2 separate regions of the Homo sapiens genome follow, and region 2 is linked to region 1. A link is an interaction called in ENCODE POLR2A ChIA-PET data of the cell type or tissue named here. Cell type or tissue: GM12878. All regions are shown on one strand. Links, peaks and the distances in the headings refer to the core of each region. The heading gives the core; the rest is flanking DNA.

Region 1 (2,907 bases), core at 208-2,707:
CACCGTCAGCCTGGTCTTTAACCTCCGGTGATGGCTGCTCGGTGGCCCCACACCCACCAGGGTCCCGAGGAAACAGCCGCCATCCCTTTTGGTTCCAGATTTTTTTCTCCTCACCCCAAAAGGCAGGGTTGGGCCTGCTGTTGTGGACCGGGGGTCGGGGCTGGCAGGATGGAAGGACTGAGGACCAGCATGAAGTGGGGGTTTGTTGTCTCCCTGCCTCTCAGAAGCACCCTGTCCCCTCCTCCCCAGGCCTGTGACTCCGGCCCTGGAAGCCCCTTTGTTCTTCTGTTGAAAGGCTTTGGCTTCCCGCTGTAGAGCTGCTCCCGCCACCACCTGCTGGGGTCCTGCCTCAGCCCAGTGCCCAGTATGGGGAGAGGAGGACATTTGGGCTCACCTGTCAAGGTGGCCCTGGGACCAGAGCTGGTCCCAGCATGGGGTGCACCGGGTACACTTAACGTGTCTCTATAAGCCAAGTTGCTTCAGGACCTTCACCACTGGCCTCTAGAATGGTCCAGAGGGGCTGGCTGGGTCCCTTTGTCAGACTCCTGCCGGCAGCTGCCCTGGGGGACATGTGTGCCCATCTGGCATCCTCCAGCCCGTGCAGTCCGCTCTTCACTGTTCCACGGCCTCCCAGTGCCTCCCAGCATTGGACCCATCTCCCCCTGCAGTTTGAGGCCAGAGAGGTGAGTGGACCTGACAAGTGCCAGAGTAACCGTGTAGACAGAGCAGTGTAGACAGCACTCAGCCCCAGCCCCAGGTGTGGACCTCATGCTGGTGATGGCTCCCCTGGGTGGCCTGCCAGCACAGCCAGTGCCATCAGGGAGCTGAAGGGGCTGTCCCCCACCTAACTCCAGCTCCCCCTTCACGTTGTCACCAAGGCCCTGTGCCGCCCGCCTCGCCCCCCTGCTCTGTGGATTCCTTTGGGAAGGGCTCCCTGGGCAGGACAATAAAGAGTTTTGACTCCAGTTGGTGCCCTGTCATTGTTTTCTCCCTCTCTGGGGCCCCCTTGCCCCTTAGCTCATAGCGTCTTGGTATTCTTGGGACCCTATTACCCTTGACAAGGGTCTAGTTGCCAGCACCATGGTTGAGTCTGCGTCCAGTGCCTGGGGCCATCAGCATCCCTCAGGTATATCCCGCCCCTGAAGTCTGGGGATTCCCTGCCATTCTCCATTCCCCATTCCAAAGCTTTCCTCTTGAGGCAGGTGGGCATTGAAACCCCTTCCATCGTCCCTGTTGGGAAGGACTTGTAGGCTTGGGGTTAGGGCTGAGTAGAGCCTCCACTGCTGTCCCCACCACCCGCCGGGGTACAGAGTTGGGGATGAGCCAAGAGCACTGCCAGCCTCTGGTCACTGTATCCATCCAGCCTTCGCTTGCCTCCGATCCTTTGCTCTCCACCATCCCTCTCATGGCGGCCCTGCCTAACCAAGGCCCAGCTTAAAAGCCGCTTCCTCCCTGAAGCCTTTCCCAACCCTGTCCATGCATCACTTCAGTTGAACTAGCCAAGGATTTGGTCTTGAACGTGGCCTTGAGGACATGCTCTAGCAGCTGGCCATGGGGTCCCTGGTCAGGCATCTGCCAGCTCACCCCAGACCCTGCAGTGCTGTGGTCTGCAAGCCTGGGACTTCTCCAGGGCAAGGCAGAGGTGACCTCTCCCCACTTCAGAGCAGTTCCATTTACTTTTCTTTTTTTTCTTTCTTTCTTATTTATTTATTTTTTGGAGACAGAATCACTCCGTTGCCCAAGCTGGAGTGCAATGGCACGATCTCAGCTCACTATAACGCCTGCCTCCTGAGTTCAAGTAATTCTCGTGCCTCGGCCTCCCAAATAGCTGGGATTACAGGTGCCCGCCACCACGCTGGGCTAATATTTGTATTTTTAGGAGAGACGGGGTTTTACCATGTTGGCCAGGCTGATCTCGAACTCCTCAGGTGACCCACCCGCCTCAGCCTCCCAAAGTGCTGGGATTACAGGCATAAGCCATTACGCCTGGCCCCAGCAATTCCATTTTCAAAAACCTGTTTTGCATATTGGGTCCATCCGAGAGTTGGTTGAGGGGGGACAAATTCAATACTGAAGACAGGCCGGTTGCGGTGGCTCACGCCTGTAATCCCAGCACTTTGGGAGGCTGAGGCAGGCGGATCACGAGGTCAGGAGAGCGAGACCATCCTGGCTAACACGGTGAAACCCCGTCTCTAATAAAAATACAAGCACTTAGCCGGGCATGGTGGCGTGCACCTGTAGTCCCAGCTACTTGGGAGGCTGAGGCAGGAGAGTGGCATGAACCCGGGAGGCGGAGCTTGCAGTGAGCCGAGATCGCGCCACTGCACTCCAGCCTGGGTGACAGAGCAAGCCTCCGTCTCAAAAATAAAAATTAAAAAATAAACCAAAGACAGCCACAGTAGAATAGATAGAAAAAAGGCTTAAGGCCTGCGTTAGCCTAGCAGAATTTAAAATTTGCCTGGGGGAAACAGGACATAAAATTGTGCCATAGAAGTCACCAACAGGGTCAGCCACAGTGTCCAGCACTTTGGGAGGCCAAGGCTGGAGGAGGGAGGGAGCCCAAGAGTTTGAGACCAGCCTCGGCAACAAAGTGAGACCCCATCTCTACAAAAAATTAAAAAATAAAATTAGCTGGGCATGATGGTGCGTACCTGCAGCCCCAGCTACTACTCAAGAGACTGAAATGGGAGGATAGCTTGAGCTCAGGAGGTCAAGGGTGACAGAGCAAGACCCCGTCTCTCCCTCTCTCTCTCTCTTTTTTTTTGTTTTGTTTTTTTTTTTTTTTTTGAGATGGAGTCTTGCTCTTGTCACCCAGGCTGGAATGCAATGGCATGATCTCAGCTCACTGCAACCTCCGCCTCCCGGATTCAAGCGATTCTCCTGCCTCAGCCTCCCGAGTAGCTGGGA
Region 2 (2,907 bases), core at 302-2,801, 160 kb after region 1:
AAGCAATTCTCCTGCCTCAGGCTCCCGAGTAGCTGGGATTACAGGCATGTGCCACCACGCCTGGCTAATTTTAAATTTTTAGTAGAGACAGTGTTTCTCCATGTTGGTCAGGCTGGTCTTAAACTCCCGACCTCAGGTGATCCTCCCACCTCAGCCTCCCAAAGTGCTGGGATTACAGGTGTGAGCCACCGCACCCGGCCTGAATTATTTATTTATTTTTGTTTTTTATTTTTTTGAGACAAGGTCTCACTCTGTCGCCAGACTGGAGTGCAGTGGTGCTATCTCAGCTCACTGCAGCCTCTACCTCCTGGACTCAAGTGATTTTCCCACCTCAGCCTCCAAGTAGCTGGGACTACAGGTGCGTGCCACCATGCTCGGCAAATTTTTATTTATTTATTTATTTTTTGTAGAGACGGGGTTTTGCCATGTTGCCCAGGCTGGTCTTCTTCTTCTTCTTTTTTTAAATAGAGATGGGGGTGGGGCTGGGGGTCTTGCTATGTTGGCCAGGTTGGTCTTTAACTTTTGGCCTCAAGCAATCCTCCTGCCTTGGCCTCCCAAAGTGCTAGGATTACAAGCATGAGCCACCCGGCCCAGCCTCCCAGGCTTGTATTGAACTCCTGAGCACAAGCAATCTGCCCACCTTGGCCTCCCAAAGTGCTGGGATTACAGGTATGAGCCACGGCACCCAGCCCAAAATCCTGCCTCAGTTTTACCCCCTTCATGACATCTTCCAGTCTATTCATTTAATAAGGATACATTGCTGCCTGCCCTGGCCAGGCTTGTGCAGGGCACTGGGGACGGAGGGATCAGTCCACTCAGACTCTGCCCTTGAGTGGCTCCCAATCTGATGAGGGAGAAGATATACATAAAAATTACAATAAAAGCGGAAGACACTGATTGCAGTAGGAGCTATGAGCTTATAGAAGTAGAGAACTTAACTGGGAGATTGGGACAGGCTTACAGAGGAAGGGCCATTTGGAAGGGGTTTTGAAGGGTGAGTAGGAGTTCCTCAGGCAGAATTAGGAAGTAGGAACAGAATATGATCTACCCTGCAAAGTGGACTGAATAAAAAAAGCCTGAGGAATAAAAACCCTAGAAGAAAACCTAGGCAACACCATTCAGGACATAGGCATGGGCAAAAACACCAAAAGCAATTGCAACAAAAGCCAAAATTGACAAGTGGGATCTAATTAAACTAAAGAGCTTCTGCACAGCAGAAGAAACTATTATCGGCCGGGCACAGCGGCTCACGCCTGTAATCTCAGCACTTTGGGAGGCTGAGACGGGCAGATCACGAGGTCAGGAGATTGAGACCATCCTGGCTAACACAGTGAAACCCCATCTCTACTAAAAATACAAAAAAATTAGCTGGGCGTGGTGGCGGGTGCCTGTAGTCCCAACTACTCGGGAGGCTGAGGCAGGAGAATGGCGTGAACCCGGGAGGCGGAGCTTGCAGTGAGCCGAGATCACACCACTGCACACACCAGGCTGGGAGACAGAGGGAGACTCCGTCTTAAAAAAAAAAAAAAAAAAAAAAAAAAGAGAGAGAGAAAAAAGAAACTATCATCAGAATGAACAGGCAACCTACAGAATGGGAGAAAATTTTTTCAGTCTACTGATCTGACAAAGGTCTAATATCCGGAATCTACAAGGAACTTAAACATATTTATAAGAAAAAAACAACCCCATCAAAAAGTGAGTTAAGGATATGAACACTTCTCAAAAGAAGATATTTACATGGCCAACAAACGCAGGAAAAAAAGCTCAACATCACTGGCCATCAGAGAAATGCAAATCAAAACCACAAAGAGATACCATCTCACGCCAGTCAGAATGGCAGTTATTTTTATTTATTTATTTATTTTTGAGACGGAGTCTTGCTGTGTCACCAGGTTGGAGTGCAGTGGCGTGATCTCAGCTCACTGCAACCTCCGTCTCCCAGGTTCAAGAGATTCTTCTGCCTCAGGCTCCCCAGTAACTGGGACTACAGGCGGGTGCCACCACACCCAGCTAACTTTTTTTTTTTTTTTTTTTGACAGAGTCTCGCTCTGTCACTCAGGCTGGAGTGCAGTGGTGCGATCTCGGCTCATTGCAAGCTCCGCCTCCCAGGTTCACGCCATTCTTCTGCCTCAGCCTCCCGAGTAGCTGGGACTACAAGCGCCTGCCACCACACCTGGCTAATTTTTTTTTTTTTTTTTGTATTTTTAGTAGAGACTGGGTTTCACTGTGTTAGCCAGGATGGTCTCGATCTCCTGACCTCATGATCCACCCATCTTGGCCTCCCACAGTGTTGGGATTACAAGCATGAGCCACTGCGCCTGGCCAGAATGGCAGTTATTAAAAAGTCAGGAAACAATAGATGCTGGTGAGGCTGTGGTGAAATAGGAACGCTTTTACATTGTTGGTGAGAATGTTAATTAGTTCAACCATTGTGGAAGATATTGTGGCAATTCCTCAAGGGTCTAGAACCAGCAATACCATTTGACCCAGCAATCCCATTACTGGGTATATACCCAAAGGAATATAAATCATTCTACTGGCCGGGCGCGGTGGCTCACGCCTGTAATCCCAGCACTGTGGCAGGCCGAGGTAGGCGGATCACGAGGTCAGGAGATCGAGACCATCCTGGCTAACGCAGTGAAACCCTGTCTCTACTAAAAATACAAAAAATTGGCTGGGCATGGTAGCGGGCGCCTGTAGTCCCAGCTATTCCGGAGGCTGAGGCAGGAGAATGGCGTGAACCCAGGAGGTGGAGCTTGCAGTGAGCCGAGATCGTGCCACTACACTTCAGCCTGGGTGACAGAGCAAGACTCCGTCTCAAAAAATAAAATAAAATAAAATAAATCATCCTACTATAAAGACACATGCACATGTATGTTTATTGCAGCACTATTTACAATAGCAAAG

What was found. Peaks named below come from ENCODE experiments on the same cell type or tissue, not always from the same donor. Only the 100,000 strongest peaks of a DNase experiment are listed, where the experiment ranks them.
Region 2: POLR2A ChIA-PET joins it to region 1 with 7 read pairs; 6 of 35 experiments call an interaction of 5 or more read pairs at or near these places.

Annotation. Positions count from the first base shown.
Region 1 is chr1:27,335,436-27,338,342 of GRCh38, forward strand. It overlaps TMEM222 (transmembrane protein 222), which reads left to right. Exons shown (of 6, transcript NM_032125.3): 6 at 1-965. The coding sequence ends at 31. Among named protein-coding and RNA genes, the nearest start is that of SYTL1, 5.1 kb to the right of the region's middle. In GM12878, for the core only: no CTCF peak of the experiment used is centred there; no DNase peak of the experiment used is centred there.
Region 2 is chr1:27,498,348-27,501,254 of GRCh38, forward strand. No RefSeq gene overlaps it. Among named protein-coding and RNA genes, the nearest start is that of WASF2, 9.6 kb to the left of the region's middle. In GM12878, for the core only: no CTCF peak of the experiment used is centred there; a DNase peak (open chromatin) is centred at 1,772.